2 separate regions of the Homo sapiens genome follow, and region 2 is linked to region 1. Evidence: chromatin contacts called from ENCODE Hi-C data. All regions are on one chromosome and are shown on one strand. The core of a region is the stretch at or near the end of the contact, and the rest is flanking DNA. Distances in the headings are between cores, read along the strand shown.

Region 1 (5,125 bases), core at 428-2,927:
CTGTTCCAGCATCCTTAGCTCGTGGCTTCCATGTCCATATTTTCCACATCATGTTCACTTCATTTTTGTCATGAAACTCCATCTCCATCCTTAAGTCCCAAGACTTATGACCCTAGTTAAGCCATTCCAGCCAGGCCCCAGTATGCCCACGCTAATTGAAGCCCCAGACATCATGGAGCAGAAATGAGCCACCTGTACTATGCCCTGACTGAATTCCTGTGCCAGAGAATTCAGAATCATGAGTAAATAAAAGAGCCATTGTTTTAAGTCATTATATTTTGGGGGTGGTTTGAACACAGCAATAAATAACTGAAATACTACTAAAAGCATAAAGAATGTATAACAACCTAATTGTTACAAGGGAGTGGAATTAATAATCTACAAGAAGGCACAAAAGGACAGAAAAGAAACAGAACAAATGAGAAAAATAGAAAGCCAACAGTAATATGGTAAACTCAAATATTAGCTTCTAGGCAATTCTATGTATGAGTAGACACTGACCAAGATCTTGTCTCAATAAGATTTTAAATGTAAAGATTTTCATCTTTTACCTATTGTCCTCTGAATTCCGCCCATATCATTCTCACCTTAGTTTAATGGCCCTGCCTTGATGCAATTTGAAATAAGCTGCTAAGGAGATAACACCCTTAATCTATTCATTGCTGGTGCGCTTACCCAGTCTGGTTTAGAACCGTTTAACAAAGGCTTAGAATCATAATGTCTATGATTATTACCTCTTAGCTCCTAGTTTTACTGACTTCCATGTCTGGAATTACCAGCACTTCTTTTTCGTACATATGGATTATATGAACTAAATGTATTGTTTCTTCCCTCACTACTGAAAATCTATTCAATATATGGAGTTACAATTCAAAGTATTTTACAACCCAGAAAATATGGCCATTCCGTATGTGGTGTGTATTTCAGAGGTGCTCTGCAAGCTCCATGAGGACAGGCGTGAAGTTCAGGCTACATGCCTGGTACGTAATAGACGCTCTGACAGACATTTGCTGAATGAATAAGTTAGTCACTACGGCGTTTGTGGGCTTTAAAACACAAGTAAATGCGCTTCTATCGCCAAAACCTCACAGCTTCCCTTCTGCAAGGTGGCGTACAAGGCCCACGAAATAGTCGGCCGCCGCAGGTGCGCAGCCTGTCCAGCCTGTCCGGCTCGGGGCAGGCGACCTCGTCTGGTGGCAGTGGGGGAGGCAGCCGTTTGCTTCCTCACAGGGTGTGCCGGAATCAGAGGCTGGAGGCGTCTGGGGAGTAGGCAAATAAACAAAGCCAACCGCACCGAAACGGGTCGTTCCGTTTCACATCCTCCCTCGGGTGTCTGGGTCTTCTCGGAACAAAGTGACCCTCCATCTGTCCGCAGGCAGGTGGAGCCCGTCCCACGCGGCACGCGCCTTCCTTCCTCACAGCCGCGTGTAGACGCGGACCCTCAGGGACACTGCGGACGCGAGAAAGGACACGCCCCCTCGCGGGAGCATAAGTCCACCGCACAGAACTCGCGCGCCTCCCCTCGAACGAACGCGCACGCGCGCGCAGGGGGCGGGTCTTCTTCCCGACACCCACTGAGCGCCCGGCCTCCTCACCCCACCCCACCGAACTCCGGCCGCCCAGGCTCCGCCTCCGCGACGGGCCGTCGGGAGGAGGCGACCGGAAGCCACTTAAAGCAGAGATCGAGGTGACAGGCGAGCTGGCTGGACTCGGAGCGCGGTCGAGGCTTTCTGCGTTCGCGGCGGCGGAATGGCCCGTGCGCGGCTCGCCGCGTCGCGGCTCTGTGGTCCCTAGACGTCGGCTCCCGCCCTCGGCGCTGATCTCCGGCGCGGGCACTGCTTTCCACTCGGCTCCTGTCGTCCGTTCTCTCAGGCTCCCGTTCAGGTAAAGGGCTCCGGGAGGGCACTGAGGGGCTGAAGAACCCTAGCGGGGAGTGCGAGCGCCGGCCTCGCGGCTCCGGCCCCGGCCCCGGCCCCGCGCCGGCAGTGTGCGGGGCTCTCGCGGATCGGGGTGATTGATTTTGAGACTGCCCTTTGTACCGAATTCACTCGGGTCCCGTCAGCATGAAGATGGAATTGGTTTACACTTCTTAGGCACTTAGAGCCTGTGGCAGGTGTATACATCAGACCGAGGCGCCGAAGGATTTAGTTGGGGTCGCAGGCGCCTGCCCCTTCCCCGTTCGTCAGGGTGGGGGCGCGTCTATGCGGCCTCCCCCGCGGGCCGACCCCGGGTGCTCTGAGGCGCCTAGGAGCCCTTCCCAGACCCCGGGGGGGAGGGCACGGCAGCTACGGGAGCCTTCCGGCTACCCCGCGTTTCGGGCTGCAGCCCAGAAGTTTGGAAGATGTTTTCACATTAACTTTGAGAGCGCACAAGTCTTCGTCTTCCTCCCCGCCGCCGCGGGAAGCGCTCGCCGCCTTTCCCCCGCGCTTCGCGGCTCAGTTCTGCGAGCCCCCAAGACCCGTTGGACGCTCCTCGGGAGGTGAGCTGAGGGGGTAAAGAAGAATTAGAGAGAGAAGGCGCCGCGAGTAGTCTCTGGGATGCAGGGAGGCCGGGGCGGGTCGTTGGTCCGAAGGAGGCTGGACAGGAGTTGGGGGGCGCCCAGGCGCCTGCTGAGGGGAAGGCGGGGGCGGGGACGCCCGGGAACACCCGGAATTGCAGAGCCGGGCGGCGCCTCAGCTGCACTGCGCGGAGTTGGCGCGGCCCGGGACCAGGAGCTGAGCAAACCGCCGCGGCCAACAGGAGGCGTCACTCGGACCCGGGCTCGGCGCCGGGGTGTCGCGCGGCGGCGGGCGGGCAGGCTTTGGAGCGGCAGTTTTTTCGGAAAGTGCTTTTGGCCGGGAGTGCCGCAGAACCCCAGCGTCACGAGGTGAGGGGTGTCGCGGTGTGTCGCCTGCCGCTGGAGACCGGAGGATGTGTTCTTCTCATCTTTATTTTTCTGTTATGAAAACTAATTGAGGAGCTAGGTTCTAGTGGCTTTCCCCCTCCAGCCACTTCTCCAGTTCTCTGCTTCTTCCTCCCAGTTTTGTTTCCGAGTTTGATGAAAGGGCAATAATAGGAAAAGTTGCGCGCGCGCGCTTGCGTGTGTACGCGCAGACACACATATAAATAAAATCGATTTAGTGTCTATTTTACCTTGATTGGGTTTGATAGGAGTGGTTAGAGAGTGTGCGCGTGGGGAAAGCACAGGCCGGTTTGGTATGGTGGAGAGGGAATACCACAATCTGTGCCAATTGTGCCTTGAGGCAATAACACCAAATGATGAATAATAACGCCTGGCTTGGCTCCTTTCCAGTTGATTTATGTCTCATGTCAGATCCCTCCTTCTTCGTGAAGCTTTCCCTAACAATGCCAGCTTACAGTGAACTCTCCTTTTTCTGCCTTTTCCTTTTGTACTTATCATGTAAATTTAATACTTCGTTATAAACTGCTTTGTATTTTACTTTTCTGAATTTGATGGACTTCTTACACATAGATTTATGACTCTCCAATTAAATTTTTAATATTCACTTTTGGGGACACTCAGTTTTACCTTTTGTTGTTGACCCACAAACAACAAAGAACTAAGCATTTAATATGTGCTTTTCTTAACTAATTCAGCCAACAAAATATATATGGAACACCAGCTGTGTGCATTGTGGTAGCTAGGCACTTTATTGGGCACCTAGGATGCATATTTGATTAAGTCATGGGACCTTGCGTCACAGATCTCTTTCAGTTTATTGGACAAGAGAGAAGAGGATTAATTGCTCATCACCATTCCTTTCTCACCTGGCACAATCTCAGTAAATGTTTTCAAATTTCAGTTTTTTTCAAGGGGTCTGATTCTTGGAAGAAAGGACTTTTTCGTCTCTTTCAGTAGTTGATTAGGAATCTGAAATTTGGTGTGTGTTTTATATTTTTTTTTTATTTTTCTATAGTATGCCTTCATTTGCTCTTTAAAAATGTATGTATGTAACTTTTCTGAAGGCAAGAACTAGGAGGCTTTTTCTGTGTTACCAAGTTGTGCTTGTCTTCTGACACATCGTGCAGTGGTTGTTGCTAATGGGGCTTCTGTTACTAAACACACCCTTGTATTCCATCAGAAGCGGTAATGTTTTTGGGGGTTGTAAAAGTAGACTCTTAACATTCTTGGATAGTATATTAGAGCTTTCTGAATATAGAAATGCTTAACAGACTCCTGGCTTTCTCCCATAGAACATTTCAATTGAGAGCCCCTGTTACTTGTGTATGTTCTTATACCCTTAAATTGACTCACTGTTTTAAGTTTGAAGTTTATCTTTCATTTGATGAACTTTTAAAGAAACTTTTTGTCAACTCATGAGATAGGTGATACATAAACAACTATAAAGAGAACCGCAAAGCTGAGTGGAAATGTGGTTTCCCTGCTGTCATCATCTAGATACAGTTATTTCTACCTCCCATTTCCCACCCCACTCTAACCTTATAGTAGAAATTCTTAACCTAGCAGAATTGCAAACTCTTATGTATTCAGTCCACAAATGCATGCCAATGGCCTGTTGAAAGACTCTTCTACTTTTACCTGCTGTGTGCTTTTGAATAGCCTTGGGTGCTTTGGAGCCTTAATTTCTCGATAAAATTTAAAATTGACTTGTAAAAACTAAATATAGTATAAGAGGAATGGTTTCAGGGAATCAGTCAGGACAAAAACAAAACATTTTAATGAATGAATGAAATCCAGTTGCTGTCAGTTTGTAAATGATCATCTTCCTTCCTTTCCTCGTAGGATTTTTAGACTCTGAGGAGCAGTTGGAGCTAATCCACATTATGGAAATGGAAACCACCGAACCTGAGCCAGACTGTGTAGTGCAGCCTCCCTCTCCTCCTGATGACTTTTCATGCCAAATGAGACTCTCTGAGAAGATCACTCCATTGAAGACTTGTTTTAAGAAAAAGGATCAGAAAAGATTGGGAACTGGAACCCTGAGGTCTTTGAGGCCAATATTAAACACTCTTCTAGAATCTGGCTCACTTGATGGGGTTTTTAGATCTAGGAACCAGAGTACAGATGAGAACAGCTTACATGAACCTATGATGAAGAAAGCCATGGAAATCAATTCATCATGCCCACCAGCAGAAAATAATATGTCTGTTCTGATTCCTGATA
Region 2 (5,062 bases), core at 184-2,683, 1.4 Mb after region 1:
AAATAACCACTGTTAGAAGTCGGTTAAGGAATCAGGAGACCCACCAGCTACTTGTTTGCCTTTTTAAGTACATGACTTTTAGGTTTGAAGTCATATTTCATCTACTGAGCTTGAGGGAAAGATGACCACTTTGAAGGTAATCAGGGAAGTCACAGACACAACTATTGTGTAATTCAAACCAATAAATTTTCCCATGATCTCAGCTTTTTGGCTCATTGCATATTTAGGAATAGTAGTGTTGATAACAGATGGAGCCATGAGAAATCTTTAGTGTCTGACCACAGATTTCCACTGGCCTAAGGGAAGTTACTTTAAAAAATATTTCAAGGTTTTAAATTCATACATTAATAAATGCTCACAAAGTTCCAATGATGTTGTTTCATTAAACAGCAAATATCTTCCAGAAACAGGGCATTTCAAAATACAGTTTTTGTTTAAAAAAAAAAAAAAGCATTTATGGTAAAGCTCAGCTGACAGTCTGTGGACAGATGCACAGGTTCCAATAAAATTCAGGACCCCAAGGGTTTCCCCAGCTCTTGAATTATTTAAAATATACACGTAGTGTTGTAGTAGTTAAGTTTTAAAACGGTGCCTCAAAACTGGCTAGTTAAGGTACATTATTTACGAAAAATATATTGTGGAGGTGATTTTTCACCATCTCAAATGTCTGCGGAAAACTGTAGCTTGGTTATCTAGCAGTGGTGAATGAGTTGATTCTCATAGTCGACCAAAACCCAGGCCAACAATTTATTTATCTTTTTAGCTTTGCTTAAGAGTAAATGAGGAAAAAATTTCCATGTAAGGAAAAATAAGTAATGTAGTATGAATTACAGAAAATGCTGAGTCTCTTTAATTTCTATTGGTTTAAATAAAAAAACTCCACACACCTATAAATTTGAGTTCTCTTTCAGAAGAAACCGCTCCCCGCCTCGCCTCAGGCAGCTCTCTCCTATTCCTCTACTAACCAGTTACTTTAATCTGAGAAACTAATTTGCACTCAACTTGTGAGTGCCTTCACCTTCAGGGCAGAAGAAACACCGACTTTTAATGCATTTTTGCAAATAAATCATTACAATTTAATCACACACGACTCTATACAGACACACTCCCATGATTTATTATCGTTGGGCGAGTTTCCCCCTCCCCCAGCGTGAGATAACCAATTTTGTTTCGGGTAGGTGTCATAAACAAAACTTCCTACGATGCAGATTTGTTTACTGATTACCCATGACGATAACGACGACTACTAAGACAATAACACTCTCCAGTCCCACCTTTATTGCTTTTGGTAACAATAAAATCAAAATAAACAGGCACGCAAAACAAACGCCAAACAAAAAATCGGCCGCGTTACAATCTACTCCCTCGGCATTCCCAGCGCCTGGCAGCGTCCATCGATGCACTCGATATCTCGGCTGAAGCTGCCTGGCGCTAGAACCAGGAAGGCGCTGAGCTTAAACTGAAGCAAGTTCGGTGGACGCCGGCGGCGCCCTGATCTAAAGAAACGACTCAGGGACTGCGGCGCTTGCACGTCAACGGGAGGTGTGAGCCCAAAGGTCTGGACCCAGGTGATGCCCACGACCAGGGCCTGGGGAGCGGCAGCCGTGGCTGCGGAGCTCCGAGGCCCTGATCCGGCGAGAGGCGACGCGGGGCCTGGCGCAGTTTGCGGCTCAGTGTCTGTGGAGGGTGGGCTGCGGCCTCGGGGCGTGCGCAGTGTCACCGTGCGCATGCGTCCCGCACCTGGGAGGCTCCGGACTCCTTGGGTCAAGGCTGGTGGCTGTAGGGTGGGTGGGTGGCCGCAGGCCTCAAGCTTGGCCTTCTGTCTTGAGGACATGTCGGAGAGTTCGCCGACTCCTCCCCTCGCCCCACGTTCCTGGTTCTTCATAGCTGCTTTTGGGTTTCCTGGCTCATCTTGCAATATAAGCCTGGCGCTTCCTCACTAGCTCTAGGTAGGGTGGAGCAAGAGGGAGGCTGGATTCTGGTGCCCTCTATCCCATCCACTCCACTGTCCCTGCCTTAGATCCAGCTCTCTTTCTGATTCCGCCCTACCCTTTCTGGCTCACACTGGCTTGCTGAGAGAAGTGGTGCAGGGTGAAATAGATGTTCCTCTCTTGAAATATAAATATGCTCGCCTTAAACACACTATATATTCCTTTGACTTCTGTACTGGTGGCATGTGACCAAGAGCATATGGCTCTGTTTACTTTTGCAAGATGTTACAATGCACCGTAAGGCATGTTGCCTGCTCTTGATTTTAGGTTAACCTTGACGTAATTTCTCTCTCAGAGGTTGTGTATCTTTAAATGCACACTGGAAACCTAAACAAAAAAATATTTTTTTACACTTTCAGAATTAGCAGTAACCCAATTGTGTTCCAGCTAACTAGGTAGTAGATAAATAAATTCAAATGTCTTATGTTGTCACAAGAAAGCATTCGAGTTGTCATCTTTGAACTTAGATGTATTATAAAAGTTCTAAGTGAAGGAGGTAAGCAGAGTTCCCAGGTTTAAGATTTGGAGCAGGTGTGACAGTTGCAACCTTGGGGGAAACTAGGTATCCTTTAAGAGCCTCTCTAGTCTTAGAGTTTATAAATATTCACTTTCTTTGCAGGCAAAGATTTCATGCTAAGTGATATAACACTTTATGTTTTTCAATAAGAGGGCTAAAAATGTCAGAATCTGAAACGACAAAAACAGCTGGCACCTTCTGTTAATTGGCCTTGCCAACTCAACCAGTCTCACAAAGAGGGGTGTTATGAATTGGAAAAGTTCTGAAAGCGGGTTGTTTATAGTAGATCTATAGTTGTATTTCCTGCTTTCATGTTCAAACCATTGGGGATAAATTCCTATGATTGATCATGCTTTTTTAAAAAGAGAGATGCTTGCAAGTTTTTAATTGTGATGGGAGAAGTGTTTTGACAGAATTCTTTATCTCTTTTGAGATAAAGAGTTGTGTACTTGTTTATGGATTTCTTAATATGTTAGTTTTCACCCCAGTTTTACTTTTCTTCTTTGAGGTGGATTTCCCATTGAAATAACCATTGTTTTCACTTTTTCTGGCCATGTGTCCAGAATCAAGAAAATTATAGTTTGATATACTGAGTGAGTAGTGGAGAAGTAATTATAAGCTATCATGTCCTTTGGAAATCTTTGTTCTTCAAACTGATTGCCTGTTTTCTGAAAGAGATAACTGCTTCTTGTACCCTTATCAATAACTGGACAAAGGAACTACTTGTGTAGTCCTTTGAGTTCTCTTTTCTTGAATGACCACATGTTGGCTTTACCTCTTCAATCAGGCACGTGAACTTTACATTAAGATATTTCTGTAAATTGATCTCCTCCTGTAGTCATTACATGCCATGGCTTCAGTTCTGTAGTGGGAGTTGTTGGGTGAGTTTTGCAACCACGAGGCTACAACCAGGAAGAACTAGAGTGAGAACAGGAAACCAAGAGCTATAGGAGCTCTGTCCCATGTTGTCTCTTTCACCTACAGATAGATTGAAAATTGTCAGCTTGTAGGACTCTAAAAGCCTGTGCTCCATTCATCATTCATTGCCCTTATCAGAAAGAACTATCAATGTGTCTTTCCATTCATTGCACCTTACTGGTGGAGTTAAGTATAAAGAATTCTTCCTTACTAGGACTATGTAATATAAATTGATTACCATGTCTTGAATTGGCAAGTATATTTAATTACATGCTGATGATATTATGGAAATCCAGGGGTAAGTTTATGTCTGTGGTGGTGAGTAGGACTTCAGTACCTGTCATTTATAGAGAAGACAATTTTGGGATCTACTTTGTGATTTGCTGTTAGTATTCACTCCCTTTTGTGAATAAATGTTTGAAGTTAACTATAACAAAGAAATATGGTGACCTTTTGCTTTCTTTTATTGGGATTAATTATATTTCAGTGTAATTTTTCTGAAATGTAAATGTGTCACTTGAAATATTTATAGTTTTGTCACACTGGTTTTTCAAACTTTTCTTGGTTTCTCTAAGGAAGGATTTATTTTAAGTTCTGGGGTACATGTGCAGGATGTGGAGGTTTATTACATAAGTAAACATGTGCCATGGTGGTTTACTGCACCTAAATATTAAGCCCAGCATGCGTTATCTATTTTTCCTGATGCTCTCCCTTCCCCCATGCCCCCACCTCAGGCCCCATTGTGTGTTGTTCCCCTCCCAGGTCCATGTGTTCTCAATATTCAGCTCCCACTTATGAGTGAGAATATGCGGTGTTTGGTTTTCTCTTCCTGCGTTAGTTTGATGAGTATAATGGCTTCCAGCTCCATCCATGTCCGTGCAAATGATGATCTCATTCTTTTTTTGTGGCTCCATAATATTCTGTGATGTATATGTACCACATTTTCTTTATTCAGTCTATCATTGATGGGCATTTAGTTTGATTTTGTGTCTTTGCTATTGTGAATAATGCTGCAGTGAACATAAACGTGCATGTGTCTTTATAACAGAATGATTTCTATTCCTTTGGATATATACCCAGTAATGGGATTGCTGGGTCAAATGGTATTTCTGGTTCTAGGTCTTTGGGGAATCACCACACTGCTGATTCCTCAAAGTATCACCCGTTCTGGACAATGCCTGTGACATCATCTTCCACAATGGTTGAACTAATTTACATTCTCACCAACAGTTTATTAATAAAAGTGTTCCTGTCTCTCCACAGCCTTGCCAGCATCTGTTGTTTTTTGACTTTTTTTTTTTTTTTGAGACGGGAGTCTCACTCTGTCACCAGGCTGGAGTGCAGTGGTGCGATCTCGGCTTACTGCAACCTCTGACTCCCTGGTTCAAGCAACTCTCCTGCCTCAGCCTCCTGAGTAGCTGGGATTACAGGCACGCTTCACCACGCCCAGCTAATTTTTGTATTTTTAATAGAAACAGGGTTTCACCATGCTGGCCAGGATGGTCTCCATCTCCTGACCTCGTGATCCACCCCCCTCAGCCTCCCAAAGTACTAGGATTACAGGTGTGAGCCACTGTGCCAGGCCATTTCTTGACTTCTTAATAATTGCATTCTGACTGGCATGAGATGATATCTC

The links. A loop is a pair of places that touch in the nucleus more often than their neighbours do. Pooled maps may share reads with other maps.
Region 2: a loop to region 1 is called in a map of CD8-positive, alpha-beta T cell, with 9 times the contacts of the local background. The contact joins the promoter of RSRC1 here to the promoter of TIPARP in region 1. A Hi-C loop is called at or near these places in 3 of 168 maps with a recorded cell type or tissue (CD8-positive, alpha-beta T cell and naive thymus-derived CD4-positive, alpha-beta T cell) and 11 of 50 pooled maps.

The regions. Positions count from the first base shown.
Region 1 is chr3:156,672,913-156,678,037 of GRCh38, forward strand. TIPARP (TCDD inducible poly(ADP-ribose) polymerase) reads left to right here and starts at 1,678. Exons shown (of 6, transcript NM_015508.5): 1 at 1,678-1,884; 2 at 4,745-5,125. The coding sequence starts at 4,786. It overlaps TIPARP-AS1 (TIPARP antisense RNA 1), which reads right to left and starts at 2,801. Exons shown (of 1, transcript NR_027954.1): 1 at 259-2,801. RefSeq lists an enhancer at 1,174-1,473 and silencers at 1,884-1,933, 1,964-2,033, 2,404-2,763.
Region 2 is chr3:158,108,656-158,113,717 of GRCh38, forward strand. It overlaps RSRC1 (arginine and serine rich coiled-coil 1), which reads left to right and starts at 1,434. Exons shown (of 10, transcript NM_001271838.2): 1 at 1,434-1,568. RefSeq lists enhancers at 1,095-1,596, 1,398-1,747, 1,597-2,096, 1,958-2,007.